2 separate regions of the Homo sapiens genome follow, and region 2 is linked to region 1. Evidence: chromatin loops called from intact Hi-C (ENCODE). Cell type or tissue: Caco-2. All regions are shown on one strand. Links, peaks and the distances in the headings refer to the core of each region. The heading gives the core; the rest is flanking DNA.

Region 1 (11,023 bases), core at 1,243-9,242:
CTCAAACTTCAACCATAACCCATTGTGAGAAATACATTTTACACCATGATCTGTACACACAAGCCTCTGCATTTGTGTGTATATATAACTGATATGCATCAGTATACCTCCAGCAAGAAATACAGGCTATTTTCTCTTTTTTTAACTGTGTCATAATCTGCAGTTTAAAAAACATATGATTTTCAGCATTTAAATTCTATGACTTTTTGTACCCTGTTCATATTTTCTCTTCTGTATAATGCAAAAGCTGTTAAAAGTTAAATTTCTACAAGTACATGGCTAATGCCACATATCAAAAACTATACTTGATTACATAGTAGTGTTAGAATGCACACAAAGGTAGAGAAAGGGTGATTACCATCATCAAAAGGCAGGTATTAAAATCTTCTTTTGGTCCTTTGAGAACAAGGGCCTAAGGAACTAGGGACTTGACTAAAGAGAAGAACGGCCATCCATAAAAGTGAAATTCAGGATTCTTGACTTGAGCTTCAGGTAGTGTTAGTTGTACCGAGTTCCATCAAAATGTACTCGAGGGAGTTGGCTATTCCTTGACTTTCCCACAGTGCCTCTGCAGGAGGCTATGCCCAGAGCCTCTGTCCTGGGGAAAATCTCCTCAAATCCTGGATACTAATCCAAGAACAGTATGAAAGTACTGCAAAGTCCACAGTCTGTTTCTTTTAAATACAGAATTCAAGAGGCACAGGGATAATGATCTATTGAAAATGGTTCTCTTTTTTAACAGGTATGAAAAATAAGACTATATCACAGCTGAATTGTAACAGGAATGCTTCTCTGTCAAAACAAAAGTAAGTTCCCCTTTCAAATTTAACTCACAGCAAACAAAGATAAATCAAGTAACTTCAATTACTATTTTAAATGTTCCATGTTCTCATTTGAATGACTATTATGTTAATATGGTTTTAAAAAAGTTATATATGTCATTCAAATGCTGATATTAAACTGAAATCTAATGGTGTCTTTGGATAACGTCTAAATTGTTCGTTAAGATTAATATAATGCAATATGAAGACTATTTTGCTTGTAATTTGTTGAATAAGGTTAGAAATATTATAGGTTTCATTTGATCAAATTTTGTTTATGCATTTGTGAACTTTTAGATAGTCATTAGATGACTTTTCCACAGATTTACAGAAACAGTATGACTTTTTTCTTTTTTTTGGAGACAGAGTCTTGCTCTCTTGCCCAGGCTGGAGTGCAGTGGCATGATCTCGGTTCACTGCAACCTCCACCTCCAGGTTCAAGCAATTCTCCTGCCTCAGCCTCTTGTGTGGCTGGGATTACAGGTGCCTGCCACCGTGCCTGGCTAATTTTTGTATTTTTAGTAGAGACGGCGTTTCACCATGTTGGCCTGGCTGGTTTCGAACTCCTGACCTTGTGATCCATCTGCCTAGGCCTCCCAAAGTGCTGGGATTACAGGCGTGATTTTTAAGTGCTATAAATTTACAGTGATAATTTATTATATTGTTCCTAAGAAATAGACTATTTCAGCTTACAAATATCAAGGTATAAAGGATGATTTGGACAATTATAGAAATGTTTAGGCAGTTTGTAAATAGGTCCCCATGATAGCCCAATAAATTGTGTGCCCTGTCACTTGGCATGTAACATTTAGGATCATGTCCGCTGGTTTGCAGCATTACAGAAGAGGGGAGGGTAAAGAGAGAGAAGGGAGATGAAGGAAACTGCATGGCACGCTATTTTCTGCCAGGACCGCAGCTAGATCCATGACCTGCAACAGCCTGTATCATTTTTCCAGCAACCCTAGGATGTACACATAAGGGTTATTTACAGAAAAGGGAACCCAGGAACTGAGGTGTTAAGAAAACCTGGTGCATGGTCATATTGCTAGCTAGCAATAGAGCCAAGTTTGAAATCCGTGTTTGTCCCATTTTATCACATTGTCCCCTATGCCACAGTGTTTAGCATCCTATCTGGCCTGGGAGACAAGAAACGGCAAGAATAAGGAGCTTGGAATATTGTACATCAAAGTGAAGTTCTTTGTGAAACAAAATTTTATCCTCTCAAGAATTTTGAGTAGGAGTTACCAAAATCCTGTGGAAATTTCTTGCATTAAATGACATTTATGAAATACTTTAAAGGCTATTAAAAACATTTTCCCTACCCCACACCAAATCCCAAAAAAGGTACAGTGTCTAGATTTCCAAATTGGGAATTGTTCTCACTTTGAAAAACGTTTTTCTGAACTTTGTGTTAGGTCTTTAGAGAATGATCTATCACTGACGTTGAATTTGGATCAGAGACTCTCTCTGGGTTCAGATGACGAAGCAGATCTTGTCAAGGAACTTCAGAGCATGTGCTCCAGCAAGTCTGAGTCTGATATCAGCAAGGTGAGCAGTACAAATGGGGGGCATTGAATGGCTCTACTCAACAGCTGGGAGACTTTTGGGGGACCACAATTCCCTAAAAGAAATTCCTTATTGATAGTATGGTTAATGATCCAAATCAAACCATCCCTCACCTTGCTTAGAAAGGCCGTTTCTTCCTAAATATCATTTATACAATAAAGGAGCTCTACTTTGTGAAGCCTGCTTTTCCAAACTCCTCCAAGACCTGAAGTTAAAATTGTATGTTAATTGCATTAGTACAAGTCACATCAATTCATTTGGGCAGCTTTTCTTTTTTATTTTTGGAGATGGAGTTTCGCTCTTGTCGCCCAGACTGGAGTGCAGTGGCGGGATCTTGGCTCACTGCAAGCTCCGCCTCCCGGGTTCAAGCAGTTCTCCCTGCCTCAGCCTCCCAAGTAGCTGGGATTACAGGTGTGTCCCCCACAACGCCTGGCTAATTTTTGGACTTTTTAGTAGAGACAGGGTTTCGCCATGTTGGTCAGGCTGGTCTTGAACTCCTGACCTCAGGTGACCTGCCCGCCTCAGCCTCCCAAAATGCTGGGATTACAAGCGTGAGCCACTGTACCCAGCCTGGGCAGCTTTTTATATAAGCCTAAATTTGAGTTTCCTCAGATATTTTTCCTTTCCACATTCCTAACTTTGGCATATCAGTCATCTATCAGTAAGAAAATTATAACAAGCATCACAGCAGACTTATGTTATAGACCAAGCAACAACTTTCTTTGCAAATGAGAAAAAGAATTAGCTTGTATAATGCATATCATCATAATCTCTAAGCTGTGAAATTTGAGACCAAATATGGAAAACAGTGACCTGAAATCTCACAGAAAACATGGACAGCATCAAGTTCAACCTGTTTTGGCACTCTAGTATCTGCAGCAGGTTTCACCGAGCTGCCTTGATAGATGCCTTATGAGTGGCTGTAACGTTCAGCTTCCCCTGAGACACTCAACTGTATTATTTGAATCGTCATAATATCTACGACAAAGTAGAATTCACTCTTATTTAACTTTGTTGGAAACAAAGTATATATCCACTGGAAAAGTAAGGTAATGATTAAAATCTTGCAAATTTTATATCCTTTCTTTACTTGCAAAGTGCCTTTTTTTTCCCTAGAGAGTTCTTCTGGTCTTCTTTTGACGTTTTAAGTGGATTCTTTTTCCTTAGAGGATGTTTCTCATGCATTTGCTGTCAGTTTTACATTAAGACTTGAAGTCTTTCTTTCATGTGAACAGTTCAGGACTTGAGGGGCAGGGAAGAGGATAAGAGTAACACTTCTGCTGTGATTTCTCCACCATTTAGCTGTGCCTTGAGTATGCACAGTGTGACTGTGGAGACATGACCGGGCAAATTCTGTATTTTCTAGATTGCTGATTCCAGGGATGATTTAAGGATGTTTGATAGTTCTGGAAACAACCCTGTACTTTCAGCAACTATTAATAATCTGAGAATGCCAGTGTCACAAAAGGTAAGTGTCCCTTTCTCCCCAAAGTGAACAAAGGATGATTGCTGTGGAATTGACTTCACAAATCATCTTTCAGTGTGAATCACAGAGTTATTTTTTTAAACCAAAGCTAAGAACTGAGAAATAGGATAAAGGTAAAAGTGTTCATTAGGTTTTAGAAAGAGTACTTATAGAATATTTTGGAAAAAAATGACATAGGAAAGCATTACTTTTTTCCCTTCAATTTGATTCCAAAATTTTGGGTGTCTGTTGAGATCTCCATGTTTTTTTTTTTTTCATTTTATATGACAAAACTAGAAATATTGTAGTTCTGCCTTATCCTCAGGTGATGCCTGAAATCTAAGATAGTACCAAAGTTTATATACACTATATTCCTTCAATCCGATAACCTAGAGGGCTACTAAGTGGTCAGTGTGTGGGTAATGTAGACAGAATGAATAAGTTGATTCACATCCAGGGCAGAACAGAGTAGGATGGTGCAAGATTTCATCATGCTACTTAGAATGGCCTGCAAATTTATGAATTGTGTATTTCCAGATCACAGAAAACAAAATTGTGGATGCGGGGGTACTAAGGTAACAAAACTGTCATCTTGGTTGTTCCTAAGGTTTCCTGCATTTTAGAAAATTAGAGTTAATTATAACAAAACAAAGCACTGAGTGATAACATAAAGGTCTTATACATTGCAAAAAAAAAAAATCTCAATTTTATTTCATCCTGACTTTCCATAACATGCATTACATTTCAATGAGACTTTAAAAATAAGTCTGAATGGCAACTAGAAGAACCAGGATTCCAGTAGACTTCCTTAACCTTTTGAAATAGCTTCCATGACTACAGCACTGCACCATTATCAGTTGGTTAATAAATGGCAAGAGCTGGCACAGCATGGTATTCCTGGGTGAGCAGAAACAATGAGAAATGTCTCACTCATTAGTTGTGAGGATGCAGACTTCACAGAAGCACTTTGTAATATATGGTTTGTTCACCAAACCATGTTGATTGATTGTAAGCCACCTTGGGAGTAGATGAGAACGGCAAAGACCTGTGTGTGGGTGGGAAGGTGGGGCGCAGAGAGCAGGATTATAAAGTAAGCATGGTGAGACTATTAAGTTATTAAGCTTTATCTGATCACCTAGCGGCACTGGGCCCCACAGCCCCGCTCCCTCACTGCTTCATTAAGTTTTGATCCTGGCTATTACATGTGGAACTATGTGAGCTGCATGCATTGGGAGAGCAGGTATGGGAGTGGGAATTTACACGGCTGGGGGCTCTAATACAAAATATTTAACATGATGTCCTGTGAAGAAAAGCATGGCTTTCAAGCTCACTCTATCATAATGTCTGCCTTTTTTTGTTCAACTGGGAACAATTTAGAAGCCCAGCAAAATTTGGAGGATGACCTAAGAAGGTGACCTGGAGTCAGCACTGAGCCTTCTGGTTGGAAAACAGTCTAGGGCCCATCCCTTTGCTATCTTTAAAGCCTCAACTCACTCCCCCTGTATTTATTGGCTTGCTCTGAGCTGTGCTTGACTGGACGCCAGTCTCTAGGACCCAAGAATTTAGGATTCCTTGTGGAACATCGTCAGTGGAAGGGGCCAGGAGGATCTTAGCAAGAGGAACAGTGAACCACCTTCCCCATAAGCCCAAATCACTTTCTTGTGTAAAAATAGAGAATGGCTGCTGCTTAAATGTCTAATAAAGAAACAAACATTGTCATACCCCTATTTCTCTGTCACATGACCATATTGAGTTGCTACAATAAGGTACTGTCCACAAAAAAAAAGTAGTACTGAAAGTCAAAGTTCTGGGCAGCTTTGTTTAAGATATTTTTTAAAGCGAGTCCTTTTATACTATCTGGGCTCTTATACAAAGAAAAAAAAACTATGTTATTGTTTAAATGTGCAATTTGATGTGGGAATTAGGACCGCTGCCTCCTAGTCTTCTCTCCCTTTGCCCACTGAAGACACTTATTTGGAGGGACTCTTCCCCAAGAGCTAGATGATGTTTTTCTCAGAAAGTGCCAGCAGAGGGCAAAGTGGTACTTACTGTTGGCAGCCTTCTGAAACCTTGACTGGCTGATGCCTTTTCTCTTCTCCTACTCAGCTGGTATTTCTGGGTTAGATGCCCAGTTTCTTCTGTTATCAGGAAGTATCTCCATTTAGAGGTAAGAGTTTCCTGGGTTAGTTGAAATCACTTTCTCCTTCATGGCCAGAAGGCTGGCAATGCCTCCATTGAAGAGGGGCCCTGCAACCATCATTATCTGTTGGAAAACAAAAATGAGTAAGTTATCTTTATTATTTGCAACAATATAACTCCTCACTGCTCTAACAGTAAGGGAGAGTAATTGGGTTTACTAATCAAGTGGCATTTAGCAGGCCTTCTGAATTAAAAACAAATATACATATTTAAATCAACAGGAAGAACAAATGTTAATAAATGTTTTCCTTTTATGTAAATCCAAACTAATCCTCTGAAAGGACAAGTTCACATCTTTGGTTGCATGATGAAATCCACTTGAGGCTTCTTTTTTTTTTTTTTTTTTAACTTCAGGGCCTGGACTCTAGTCTGAGGGGAAGCCTGGACAATGGGTTTTTTAAAGGTCCCTGGTGATTCTTACATGCATCCAGGGTTGAGACCCACTGTTCTAAAACATAGCCCTGATCTGTCATCTTCATTTTCCACCCATTTCTTTCTTTCCAAATATATCTTTAGAGGGATTGAGATGCCTTCATGTAGCTTTTCACATGTTCCTTTTTTACATGTAATTTACTACTTCCCTCTGTACTCCTCCCCATAGAACCTTCTCTCGTCACAGTCCTGTGCCTCTTTAAAGACTCACCCCCAATGCCACCTTCCCTACATGTTGTTCTTTTCCTCCTGCCCCTAACTTTCCCATCTAGAGGAATTACAATATCTTCTTAGCTTCTAGTAGATGCTGTGTATTGAATGAATTGCTCTGATTTACCAATTCTTTAAGGCTAAATAAAACTTACTTTAGGTCAGTGCCTTTCTACACAAATTAGTTTTTGAGTTTAACATGCACAGCAATATGGATAGTAAACGTTATACATTTAATACAGATAATTCGGGGGTTTTAGCCCAGGAAGCATTAAACACCTGTAACTCTCCTGCTCCTAAACTCCGCTGCCCCCTAGGCTTGACTTCCAGGGTGTCAGGAGCACTTTTCAGGCAGGATGCTGTGCATTGGTCACCTGCTCTATTCTTGCACTCCTGGCCTTGAATTGCTGTGGCTCACGCTAAGCCCAAGTGATTCTCCATGTTCTCATCCTAACTCCTTCCATTCTAGCCTCACACTTCCAGGGACTGACCAAACTACATGTTTTTAGTTGTTCTGGGTACTTCTCAGTACTTTATTTCATGTGGATATTTCCTGCCTCAGACCATGAAGGTACACTCCCCTCACCATCATGTTGCAGGTACAGAAACAGACTAGAACAGTGTATGTCTCCTTTCCTTCCTCTGGGCCATGGCATTAATTAACTCTGTAGATTTGACAATAATGGCAAAATTAAACAACTCCCCTCACCACCAGATTCTGTATAGCAACTAACTGTTATCCTTATTATAATGCCATATTTCATGTTTTCTGAATACTACGTATGTGTTGCATTTGCTGGTGTTTTAAACCAAATTACAAGTTCTAATTGGCCTTAGTAGGCCCATGACCAAGTCCCATTTTGCGGACTTAACAGTAATTTCTTGTTAGGAAAAATGAGATTGGATCCTGGTACCTGCACTGTTTTTACAGTTGTGACTATCACCATCCAACTCATGACAAGCAATGTAACTTCTCATTTTCTTTCTGGTAACTTGACAGCATAAGCATCTTTACAAAACAAAAGCAGAACATACTAAGCAGATTCGCCCTTAACATACCATCAAGTACACATGGAGGTGACGAGGATGGACTAGGATGTGTTCCCTCACCAGATGTAGCTCAGCCTTTTTCCAGGCTTCCTCGGACGTAGTTAAAACCGAGCCCATCTGTTTTTTGTTTTATCAGGAAGCTCTTGCCTTTCTAAGCTAGCTTCTTGCAGTCTAGACTTCTCTTTCCTTTCCCTGTAAATGCAGGTGGCCTGGACCCCAGATTTGTCCCCTCTTTATTCTCCATTACATATTTGTTGTTTCAGTGTTTTTATATTTTCCCAAACCACTAGCCAAGTATATATTAGAGTTACATTGCTGTTCCACTTAAGATTAGCTGAGTCTGAAAATCTGACCCCAAGAGATTTCACTTTGGTGATTTAGGGGTAGTTTAATGAACATGTTGTGTTGGGCTTTAAAGAATTAGGACTTTAACAGGGAAGTAAAGGAAAAATAGGATTTAAAGGGGATTGGAGCCAAACTTTAAAAGAACTTTAGTGACATGCCAGTTAGTGAGGACTTATCCTTTACCTTCCTATTCACACAAACACAGCCATAATTCTCTGCCCATTTTGTGGGTAACATTGGATTAGGTTGGTGAGGAGAGAGAGAAAGGCAGCTGCTAAAGATAACTGAGGATTTCCTGCTAAATTCACTGGGAGAGCAGCATTAGCCAGTAATGAGCCAAGCGGAAAGGCTTTAGAAATTAGTATTGAAGAAATGCAATAAATACAGTTTTAGAAAGAATTTGAAGTGTGGCTAGACATATAGGTGAATTAGTGGGGTGGAAATGCAGGAGATAAATGAGGGCTAAAGAAAGAACTTTGGGAAATACTTAGAGCTTGAAATACTCTGAAGGGAAAGATTATCAATGTGTGACTTATAGAGGGCTAAGAAAAATGCTACCATTTAGGACAGCAGTCCCCAGCCATTTTGGCACTGGAGACTGGTTTCGTGGAAGACAATTTTTCCACGGACCTGGGTAGTTTCCGGATGAAACTGTTCCATCTCAGATCTTTAGGCATTAGATTCTCGCAAGGACTGGGCAACCTAGACCCCTCACTTGCACAATTCACAAGAGGGTTTGTACTACTATGAGAATCTAATGCTGCTGATCTGACAGGAGGCGGAGCTCAGGTGGTAATACTGGCTCGCCCCCGCTCACGTCCTGCTGTGCTGCCCAGTTATTAATAGGCCATGGACTGGTCCACAGCCTGTGGCTTGGGGACCCTTGATTTAATTGCTCAATGGAGAAAAAGGATAGTGAGGAGTTAAGCTAGGCGTTCTTTGGCCGCAAGATTTTTTAAAATCGTATGTCCATGCCACACCCCAGAACTATTAAATATGAATCTCTGGTAATAGGGCCCAGCCAATGACTATTAAAGCTCCCCCAGGTGATTCCAATGTCATATAAGACGATACCCAGGAGAATGCAACTGCCGCAACTGCCAGATGAAGCCAGATTTTTCCTGTTAAATTTTAGTTTTGTTTTAAATTCTTGTAATGGTTATATTGCTGTTGGGTGCATTATTACTTTTGAAGAGGAGAAGTTATCAAGGTCAACTCCTTCAGAGGCATTCAGAGTAGGTCACTTAGTAGGAGTCATGTCATGTTTGTTAGTTTGCAGAATTTAATGCAATATAGGGAAAATACCTTGAGTGAAAGTTGGGAGACCTGAGGTCTTGTCCCAGCTTCACCACTCCGTTCACTGTGGGCAAATCATCTTACCTATCCAGCTCTCAGATTCTTCATGGGCAAAATGAGAGACATTGACCAGGTAATCACAGGATTTCTGAAACATTAGAGAAATGAGAACATGCAGCTTCCAAGTATGGAAGATCTTGAGTGGCCTAACCATAGATGAATGTAGGTTCTGCTAGGGAAGGAATGTTTCTCTTATGTTTTCTCCTATATGCCCCCAGATTATTTGATTATTGAGTAATAGTTCACTTTTAAGACTTGAAAGTAGAAAGCAGAAAAGTTAGGTGATTTACCCAAGGTGACATAGTTTGTAGAGCTACCTACAAATGGGACTACTCCAATTTGGTGATTTCCTCATGCCTGTAATTTTGTGAAGTTTCTGTTGGTAAGGAGATCGACGCCTTAGCACTTGATTCACTGACTCCTGTATTTAGGAATTTTGTAACAGCAGATGGATTAATGAAAATCATGCAGTAAGTCTATAGGAAATTAATTACTCAGCTTCTCCTCTCCATTTTCTTTTGATTTTTCACGAGAACCTATAGTTTTAGAGAGAAACTCCTGTACATTTGCTCAAAGAGGAGGCAGGGGTAGGGCTCATAACAGGAGAAGTTTGTGATAAACTTGTGTGGTTTCTTGTCTCTTACAGGAGGTCAGTCCTCTCAGCAGCCATCAAACTACTGAATGCAGCAACAGTAAATCAAAGACTGAGTTGGGTGTTTCAAGAGTTAAATCTTTTCTTCCTGTTCCTAGAAGTAAAGTCACCCAGTGTTCCCAGAACACCAAAAGAAGCAGCAGCAGCAGTAATACAAGGCAAATAGAAATCAACAACAACTCAAAAGAAGTGAATTGGAACTTACACAAAAATGAACACCTAGAAAAACCTAACAAATAGGCCTGCCTACAATATTCTCATTATTAACTTCCTCTATTTCACACAGAAACCAAGGACAACAAGATACAAATACCTTTAAATTGATAAAATGTTTTCACTGTAATATAAATTATGAGTGCGGGACCACTATTCAATTTTTTTTTGTAAAGAATGTATTTATAACCAACATTTTGTTGCTTTTTTTTTTAATTCTGTAGGATTGAACTTCAATACCAGGAAGTTATGCCAACTTTTCAAGTAGTTTTATAATAGAAAAATTGTAATAGTTTTAATCAAGATGTTCAGGGGTATTAAAACAGAACTGTGTACTGTATATCTGTATATATGTATATATGTATGTATATTTAAGGAAGTCCAGAAATCATACTGCATACATGCTACAAAAAAGTAGCAAAAAAGTACAAAGTTGGCTTAGATAACTTGTACCGTTTTAAATGGAGATCATAATTTTATGTTCACTTGATGGGGAATGACTAGAATGGGGCAATAACAAATCATTTCTAAACAGTTATTTTCCATTAAAAGCCATATTAAGTATTTTGCTTGTTAAATTCTAGTTTTATGTTTTAAATCTCTTAGTGGTTACATTGCCATTTGGTAGCATCATGTATATATTTATGCTTATAAGTTTGCATTATGACTCCTGTAAAATATGAAATTATAATGCAATAAAAGTGTTATCTTTCT
Region 2 (9,744 bases), core at 179-8,178, 240 kb after region 1:
ACCTATTCTGATATATAAATTCAGGTGTATTTGTTTGTTTTAAAATCTCTCATTACTTTGTGTTTAATAATTACAAAAGTATCTCAAATTATCTTACTGTTAAACTCGAGACTTAGACTATGTGATTCTTTGCTGAATTTCCACCTTAGATCCTAACAATATTTTACTCTTTGGTCTTACTTGAGACTAACTGCAGAGTTTACAGGAGACCCCACATCCCTTGTAAGAAATCAGTGGCACTGTATACTTGGATTCTGTGGGGTTCCCACAGTTCCTCAGTATAGACCTAGACATAGCACAGATATCACGACGAAAATTCAAGTTATGTCATGTGACACACGGTTTGATATACACTCTTACAACTAAACGAAATATGAAAAATTCAGGGCATGAGAGAAGAGACAGAGAGGAACAAACTGAATAACTACCTTAAAAGTTGTGAGAAAATGTAAATTTAAAAAATTTTCCCAAATTAAATAGCACAATCTCTGTTGGTGACCATTTATAAATCAATCCCACTTGTATATGAATTATAAATTATATGCTAATATATCACTTCTAGTTTAAAAATAGCTTCCTATTTCATAAATGTTATTTTCATAAAAGTTTCAATTTAATGTACTTGTTTGCTCTGATAGTCATGAACTACCTGAATTTTTCATGGTGAAATTCTCTCTTAGATTATGTTTATTTTATATATATATATGGATTATGATAGTTCAGATGTTCTTCAAATTTTATACTTGATGTGAAATCCACACAAAATTAAGAAAGTAAGAAATAACTTAGATTTTTTTTCCAAACTTTTTGGTTTTCCAATGACAAAACCTAGACATATAAAGAGATATTCAATACAATCTATAACTCATACCATAATAATTTTACTCTTTTATGACTCTCAAACTGAAGGGATCCTATTCAGAAAGTTAAATTCTAAGGCATTTAACAACATACAATAGAAACATGTGACGTGTTTCCTGTATATCTGGTAAGGCCATGTGAAACACAATTTTTCATAAATTAAATTCTCATACAGGCCCACTCATTGCATATCCAGATTGAGAGTCACAAAATTATACTCAAAGATGAATTGAGCATCTTATATTAACAAGGTGCATGTACTGTGATGAATGTGAAAATATGGTAATCCATAATAATAGCAGTTAACATTAGGCTAACTTTTCACATTCATTTTCTCAAGGGATTAACCCCTATGACAGTCTCCAAATTTTAAAGGTCAAGTCACACACAGAGATGTTAAGGGACCTGCCTCAGGCAACAGAGCTACTAAACAGTAGATGTAGGATCTGAATCAAAATAATCTGACTCCAAAGCCTACCACTTTGAAAACTAAGCAATACTGCCTAACTTAATGCAGAAAATATGTTTTTTACACTTTTAGAATTGCAGTCCAGAAGGCCAGAAGGAAGTTTGTAATCATTGGTATTTTAGGTGATTGTCAGTTCCTATAAATAGTAGGAACTTAACTTTTAAAAACATACCTATTCTTAAAGCACCTTATGAAATATTTTGGAGAACAGAAATGAGTATGCTCTTAACACACTTAGCAGCCTTTGTAATACATTTTCTTTGCAAACCAGCCTGATAGCATTTTTTAACCTATATTAAATGTGTCAGGTGATTTGTAAAAAGAAAATTATATAAAAACCCACTTTGACAGATCAATAGTAAGCTATTTTAAAGTTCATTAGTATTTAGAACTATCCATGAAATATTCATTCTTCTGAAAACTGCATTTTTAGACTGGTTGGCATTTAGGTTCCTCAAAGTTCTCTGCTAAAAAAAGTCTATAATTTATGCCAATTAACATTTTGACTTTATAAGGACTAGGAAAACAGATCAATAGATAAGCCGATTTTATAGGTGGAGTAACAAAAGGTGGATAACATCAACACAAAAAGATAATTCCAAAGAGTAAAGTCCTTCTCTCTCATCCACAGGGAGGAGCTCTCCTTCAAGGGCCAACAGTCTCTCCTTAGCACCGGAGTTCCAGGATTAACTGCACATGCAGAGAACTAAACATAAGAGAGATGTGAAAGCTAAATTCCTTCCCCCCTACACACATATATGAGCTATTTATAACATATTTGACTTTTTTGATACCTCAGTATGCTTATTCATTGGGTAATTATGTGTCAAGTAATGTCCCAAGAGAGAGCAGTACCTATTCATTCATTCACACCAGTATAATAACAGGAACAAAGTAGATGCAATATCCAAAGAACACTTCAAATATGAAGTGCTACATCTAACAACACTTTGCCTAAGATTCCGAACTTAGATGCTATTTTAAAAAATCTCATTAAAGTTTGCAAGCTTCTGTGGCTCATCACATTAGGCTATGAATACAATTTATTAAATGTCAGTTGGATATAACTTCGGTATCTATTCCTATGGCTTTTAAAATTTATAGCTTGTGAAGTAACTTTTTTCAAAATAAATATTTCAACAAATTTGCTTTCAATTTTTGAAGAATCATTTACCTGTGACAAATACTAGATATATCCAGTCTCATAACAATAAATACTTTAAGCATATATTTTCTACCTACCCCAAAATTTTTGTTGGCTGAATTCAGTCAAGAAATGTTTTCTGAGCACTTACTATATGCAGGCATGGCACCTGTATGTGCCAAGAAGACAATCAAGTGTCCAAGGCATGAAGGGGGAAAACCAATAAACCATACTTAGGTACTTATTAACAAGTATTTTTAGTTTCTTAGAAAAATGAAATAAAACAAGTGCATAGTAGCGTACTTGAGTCTTGAGATTCTAACTTTTCAGTTGCAAGTAGATGTGGCTCTCTATTCAATCAGCTTCAGTTCATTCTTCCATCTCTTCTTAATGCTTTCTGTTTTATTCTACAATACCCACATTTTCTTTCAAAACAATGAATGATAGCGCATCTTTTTAAAAACTGCTTATTCCTTTACCCCAAACCCAACCCATACACACGCCCTCCTCTTTCGTGGGCACGTGTCTTTCCGAAGCTCGGTTGGCCACCTTCTCACCTGAAAAAAAGTTTGGAGACAACGCTGGCCTTTTCCAGAGGCGACCTCTGCATGGTCTCTCGGGCGCTGGGGTCCCTGCTAGGGCCGTCTGGGCTCAAGCTCCTAATGCCAAAGACCTACTACTCTGGGTGCCTGCCGCTCAACCCTTTTTCTCTGACCTGCTGTGATGTCATTTGCTTCCAATTCCCCCCACCCACCCCTACTCCGCACACCACCCCTTCCTTTTGCTCTTTCCCCCGCCTTCACTGCCCAGGTTAAAAGCCGAGTGCTGCCTGGTCCGGCCCCAAATTTGCTCTAGCGGCTTTCTCCACCCACTACGCACCCCCGCCAGCACCCCTCCCGCTCCTTCCTCCTCTCCTCCTTCGCTCCCTCGCCGCCCCGCACCTCCCTTTCCCGATTCTGACTCCCAGCCTCCCTCCCTCGCGCGCGCTCCTTCCAGGTCCGTGTCCTTACCGCCCAGCACCAGGCCCATCCCGCAGGTGGGCGACAGTCGCGGCCTCTCTTTAGGTCCAGTTGGCAACGCTGGAGGACAGAAGAAGCCACCGGCGGGAGAACCGGCTCCCCGGAGAGCTTCCTAGACCCTCCTTCGCGTCAGGGTCCGCCAGACCCAGGACCCGCTGCCACCAGCTTCCCCGGAGCCTGCCTTCCTCCTCCTCCTCCTTTTCCCGATGATCCTAGTCGGGTTCCTGTTACGTTTGCAAGGTGCATTTTGAAAAGGGAAGGAAAATGTGCCTTTCGTATATCAAAATACAGCCTTAGAGAGCCGAAAAGTTCCGCGGCAGTGTGGGTCTGATGCATTTACCTTAGCGCTTCCTTTGCGTGTCGGAGAAAAGAACCAAGCTTTATTAGTTTCAGGTTTAGGTGAGTGAACTCCAAGGGTGGCACAGAAATCTTAGGACACGTACTGAAAGAGAAAAAAAAATCTGCAAGGAGGTAAGAGGAGATAATGCTTTGCGTAATTACCGGCCCAGGATGTGTTCCTTGTCTATCCTTTTTAGCCCAGTGCGCATTTTTAAGGAAGGCTTTGGAGTGTTTTAGCGATAATGACAAGGAACAATGTAAACTAACCCGCCCTCCTATAGATTTCCTAGTCTCAGTCAGCAAAACATCTTGACTAATCCACCGAAAGGAAGCCAAGCAGTCTTTGAAGCGAAGGTAATGTGTTAACTTTGACCTGACTCAGAGAAACGCCATCTTCAACTCTCTGAGGGGCATCTGGGCATTCCCAGGCGTAGGCGCCTTCCTTCTGAGAATTTTGTGTAGGATTGCCTGTGTCTCTGACGGTTTTTAAAGAGCCAACCCTCTAATCCCTGAACCCTACTGTGTAAAAGCAAGCATACATTGTGTTTGAATTGAAAAATTCAAAGGAAAGTAAAAATTTTGGCCTGATTACTTTATTGCCGACACATCTAAGGCAAGGGTCTTGTGAATTATCTTGTTGTTGACTTGTGGTCACCCAAATACAGTACAAATAAAATGTGCATTTCATGATGGAAAGACAAGAACCTGTGTTGAAAATAAAGAATGTGTTCAGCAGGTTTTCATAGCTCTGCTTTGCCCTTCCGTGGGCAAAAGCATACCTTTTTTTCTTGATATTGTAAAGTAAGATTTAGAAACATTTAATCTTTATTATCCTAAATTTGAATAGTAGAGAAAAGAGCAAAGAGATAAACCACATTGCATTAAGTTAGACACCAGGAAAGAATTTCAGCATTTTTAACTCACCATCCACTCTGTTGTTTGAAATCCTCTACCTGTGTTTTCATCTCTCCATTATGACAAAAAATTGTGAGACTCTGTCTTCACTATTGACTTTTCCCAGACATGTGATTGAACTCACCACATCCACTTCCCCATTCCCAATCTGTTGTTTGGTTTATAACTGTTAGTGTGGCCCATCAAATATAATACATGCATTTTGAAATAAATTAATAATTAGTTCTTCTTTGTTATCAACAAGCAAGTGAAAATAAAGGGATTAAGAATTAAGCTCCAAAGAGGATCATAGAAGCTGACCAAGGAATATGGCTGGAGGAGACTCCAAATATTTTTCAGCCAATCTCCTTCTGGAAAGAGTGAAACAGTTACTTGAGTTCTTACTATTTGCCAGACATTATTCATATAACCCTTATAACAACCATGTAAATAGGTGTTATTATCTTCAGTTTTCAGTTAAGCAAACAAGAAAAGTTAAGTAAATGCCTATAATGATAGAGCTAAGATTCAAACCTGAGTCTAGTTCTAAACCATTACTCCTATCACTGTGTAATACTGCTTCTAATCAAATCATCCCTCATGTATTTATATAATGTCACTTATATATCAACATAGTCTTTTTCCTCACATTAGTTTCATGAAATAATAACTTCTAGACCTGTTTAACAATGAAACAGGAAAGCAGAAATCTACAAACCAAGTAGCCAAACTAAGTAGCCACTGGAGTTACATACTTTTAATGAATTACATTTAACTATAACATTGCATTTTAAGCATGTACACACACATGTACATAGGAAGACCACAGATTTTTATCATAAAACATTACAGCCCAAATTTGTTTTGGTAGAAATAAAACTTTACCATTATTCAGAGCTTTAACACAGTTAGCAAGCATGTCCAGATGCACTAATTGCGACATGATATTCAGGATTTGCATCTAGGTACATACATAATGTGGGAATGAGGACTTATCCACCAGAAAATTGTTCAAATGTGGCTTAAGGTCATGATTGAAATCCTAAACGTATCTCTGAAATGTCAGGAACAGGAAAGAGATTAATGGGCCAGGGTGATAGTAGGTGAAACAGTGAAGCTCTTCTTTCATGCTGCTCAATGATAGCTCATATCATTTTATAACAATTTTATAATACCTTATGGTTGTTGGTCACTTACCATATATGCCAATTATTATGACAAATACACAGCCTAATTTGCCTTTTTTAATCTTTACAACACCTTCATGGGACAGGAAACTTCTTCATTCACTATATATTACAGATAATGAACCTGAGGAAAAACAAGTTTCATGTTTTCCCAAGCAAGTTGCACAATTAATAATAAAAGAGGAAACTGGGATTTAAACCTAAACAATCTGTGGCCAGAGCCCAAGCATTTAATGACTGACTACACATACTTCACATACTTCCCCTATAGAATTTCCTAATGCAAGAACTGACCTTAAATATAGAAGATTGGGTGGCCATTTCTGTGGCATCATTTTAAAGGTATATTAAAAAGAAGAGCGAGGATGAGTAGGAGAAAAGGAAGCCAACATTTATTTAATACCTACTTTGTGTTCAGCAATGTGCTGGGTGCTTCTTACAAATGATCTCAATATATGAAAGATTATAAGTGATAACCTTCTCGTCAAAGATTAGTCACCCTGCCAGGTTTCACCATTAGAAATCATGAGAGTGAACTTTCACAATACTTTACTTATCCATCATGTTCAACTTAATTTGAGAGTGTTTCTCAGATTCTCTCCTGAGTAGACTTTAATAGTGATAAGTGGGTAGCAATCACAAGTACACTAAAACCTGAAAATGTGGAAGAAGAAAAGAAATAGTCACTCCTATCGGGAAGAAAAGCTCGTTAAAAAAAGACAAGGTCTCTTCAGCTTCATATATGTAGTCTGGTTGTGCTTATAAGTTTATCTAAGCTAGAAGGGTAAGAACAGCCACAGCTCTTCAACAGTGGGCCACAGTGATTACCTAGGATGTAAACACACATTACAGTCTTACAAAGATGTTTCAGGACTTGAAAGAGGTGTCCTGGGACATGACTAGGCCAGATTCTAGTTTACTTTTACTGCTTCCAAAATAATGTTTGGTCTGACAATTCTGTTTATAAACACACACGCACACCAACTTCTATTTACATACATTCATAACCCCTCTTCCCTACAACCTCCTTGGAGGCACGAATTGCATCTTATGTTTTCCTTTGAATTCACCCCTTATTTTGTAATACAGTATATACACTCAAACAACCGTTTTCTCTTGGGGTTACTGACCTAATAATTGAATGTCATTCTAAAGGGGATATTTGAAGATGCTCAAAAGATGAATGTTTACTATTAATTTTTCACCAAGCAAGAGCTTGGGTGCTAAAGCAGATGTACAGAATAAGGCAGTATCTCCATCCTTCAAAATTTAGAATCCACTGATGGACATCAACATTCTCTGAACATGACAGAGTATAGTGGAAATAGCTTGTGCTAAAGCAATAAAGAACTAGGTTTTCAATCCTGGCACCACACTTAGCTCTGTGACCTTAAGTAAGCTACTTAACTTTTCTGTCTTTTGTTTCCTTGCCTGAAAATGAGGTTAAATACACTCACCTTGGTCAGGTGCCATGGCTCATGCCTGTAATCCCAGAACTTTGAGAAGCTGAGGCAGGAGGATTGCTTGAGCTCAGGAGTTTGAGATCAGCCTGGGCAACACAGTAAGACCTTGTCTCTACAAAAAAATAAAAAAAATAGCCAGGTGTGGTGGTGCATGCTTCTGATCTCAGCTACTTGGGAGGCTGAGGCAGGTGGATGGCTTGAGCCTGGGAGATCGAGGCTGCAGTGAGCTGTGATCATGCCACTGCACTCCAGTTTAGGTGACAGAGTAAGACCTTATCTCAAAAAAAAAAAAAAAATCACCTCATAGGATTGTTGAACAGATTAAGTTAGGGTCTCTCTACCTCAGTACTACTGACATTTGGGTGTGGATAATTCTTTGATGTGGGGGTTGCCCTTGTACTGTGGAATGTTCAGCAGTATCTCTAGCTTCTATTCACTGGATGCTCGTAGGACCACATACATCCTAGGTTGTGACAGATAGATCTGGAGATCCAGGACTATCTCCAGAGATTGCCAAATATGTTGGGGAGAGAGGTACAAAGTTGTCCCCAGTTAAGAACCACTGGATGAAATAAATTAAATGTGATACATATATCAGACGTAAAGCACTTAGAACCCAATAAACACTTAATAAATATTAGAAATTATCATTACATACCACTGGTTATAAATTAGAAATTTGTATAGGATTGCAAAATGGAATGCTACAGAAAACTGAACTCTCTAAAAGCTATCAGAATTCTCAGGAACATTGGAATTTCTCATTCCTTAAGAAATTTTTGGTATTTGAACTAAATGTAAAGGGGTAAATCAAGTACTCTTGCAATTGTAAAATCATTTTTATTTAGAGGCAAACTTCTATTTTTCTATGGTGAAAATGTCCCTTTGCATTGAAATAACATTTTAAAGCTCTGTTGTTTGGTTGCTCTAATTTTCAGCTCATCAACAGTGGTGTATTTGTAACTGTGTCCAGATGGAATTTGGCACCCTGATGGGTCTTCCGTAGCTTAAAGGTAGTTTCTCATTAAGGAAGTCTTAAAGATCTTCAAGCTGTACAAAACGGGAGCTTATTAATGCTGCTAATGAACTGAAATAATTATGAACAACATCAAAAATATCACTTTGTCATAAATGTAAAAGCTACCAAATCCTGTAAGATTTTCTAAAGCTACCATTCATGAAATGTTTTATGGTTTTTATGGGTTCTCTTCTCATTTTCCTGCTGAAGCTTTTCTAGAAACAAGGGAATTCATAACACAGATTAAATTTTCATTGGTGATATCATGCTAAAGGCCAGATGCCACCTATAGAATTAGATATTATAAATTTGAATTCTAAAAAGAAAAGTAGTGATCTTTTTTCTGAGATGAGTTCTGTGGTAATTTACATGCTACATAGAAGAGTTATATTTAGAAAGGCAGGGGTGCACAGTAAGTAGAACAGTGAATTATTTATTTATAACTGTTTCCCTCTAAATAGATAATTAGTAATCAAAACAGTAAAACAGGGCATTTGAAATAATAAGAGAGACATGATAGAAAAATTTTATTGCACATGGGCACTAACAGCAATTCTGAAAGTCTTGGCTGTCAAAGCCCAGTCCATTGTATTATTCTCATAATCTGATATCTGAGAAAAGGCAATATGTAAGTTCACCTGGAAAGAAAAACCATCTTCCCTCCACCCCATTCATGGAAGAGTTTGCTGTTTAGAGACTTATATCACTGAGTGGTATCATGGACAGTATTTTCAGCTATAATTTTCTCAAAAACATTTATTTTATGGTCATTTCTTATACCAGTCTATGATCAAAAACCAAGGACGGGACATGAAGTCACTTAAAGAAGGCTTGTTGACCTGGAAAACTAAAATTCAAGAATTCACAGGTTTAGGGACTCCTTTCTGATTTGCTTTAACTTCCACTATATAGAAAGAGTCTATGAAATCTCATTGTTTTAGGGTCATTTATTGATCTTCAAGTTCAATGTGATTGGTGAAACTACAGTGATTAATCTGTATGGTCAAAAGGACAGCCAATTCCCAGTTCAGTGACTATGGCTCACTGGCCTCCACAGCCTGCATCCTTGTGTCTGAGACAGTGACTGGCATCTCCTCGCTTCAAAGGCTGTTGAGAGGCAACACTGATGAAGTGATGGCAAAATACTTTGGAACTCTTATTTACATGTGCAAAAATTATATTTAAAGACATGTATGAAAATTGCCTAAGTACTTTCTAGAACAAAGTATATCATGCTAATGAAGCAAAATCAAATTGATAAATTTGTATCATGTTTTTCACCCAAAAAAATTAACTTACAAAGTTTTACCTAAAAATATAATTTTTCAAAAAAAGCAAATTAAGTTTAGT

What was found. Hi-C counts contacts between places; a loop is a spot of excess contacts. Peaks named below come from ENCODE experiments on the same cell type or tissue, not always from the same donor. Only the 100,000 strongest peaks of a DNase experiment are listed, where the experiment ranks them.
Region 2: it touches region 1 in a loop (3-fold over the local background); 12 of 110 quality-filtered maps call a loop at or near these places.

The regions. Positions count from the first base shown.
Region 1 is chr7:117,710,850-117,721,872 of GRCh38, reverse strand. It overlaps CTTNBP2 (cortactin binding protein 2), which reads left to right. Exons shown (of 23, transcript NM_033427.3): 20 at 743-806; 21 at 2,237-2,369; 22 at 3,754-3,855; 23 at 10,091-11,023. The coding sequence ends at 10,336. It overlaps LOC105375469 (a long non-coding RNA gene), which reads right to left and starts at 5,990. Exons shown (of 3, transcript XR_927902.3): 1 at 5,902-5,990. RefSeq lists a silencer at 7,666-8,191. In Caco-2, for the core only: a CTCF peak has its summit at 5,899 (motif pointing right); a DNase peak (open chromatin) is centred at 5,892.
Region 2 is chr7:117,473,435-117,483,178 of GRCh38, reverse strand. CFTR (CF transmembrane conductance regulator) reads right to left here and starts at 3,154. Exons shown (of 27, transcript NM_000492.4): 1 at 3,032-3,154. The coding sequence starts at 3,084. LOC105375468 (a long non-coding RNA gene) reads right to left here. Exons shown (of 3, transcript XR_927901.2): 3 at 7,450-7,488. RefSeq lists cis regulatory regions at 3,092, 3,336-3,343, 3,494, 3,896, 3,971, enhancers at 3,187-3,213, 5,933-6,955, promoters at 3,132-3,257, 3,085-3,717, 3,119-3,905, 3,118-4,869, 3,118-5,081 and silencers at 3,461-5,403, 8,574-9,213. In Caco-2, for the core only: a CTCF peak has its summit at 2,009; a DNase peak (open chromatin) is centred at 3,288; H3K4me3 peaks cover 4,373 bases.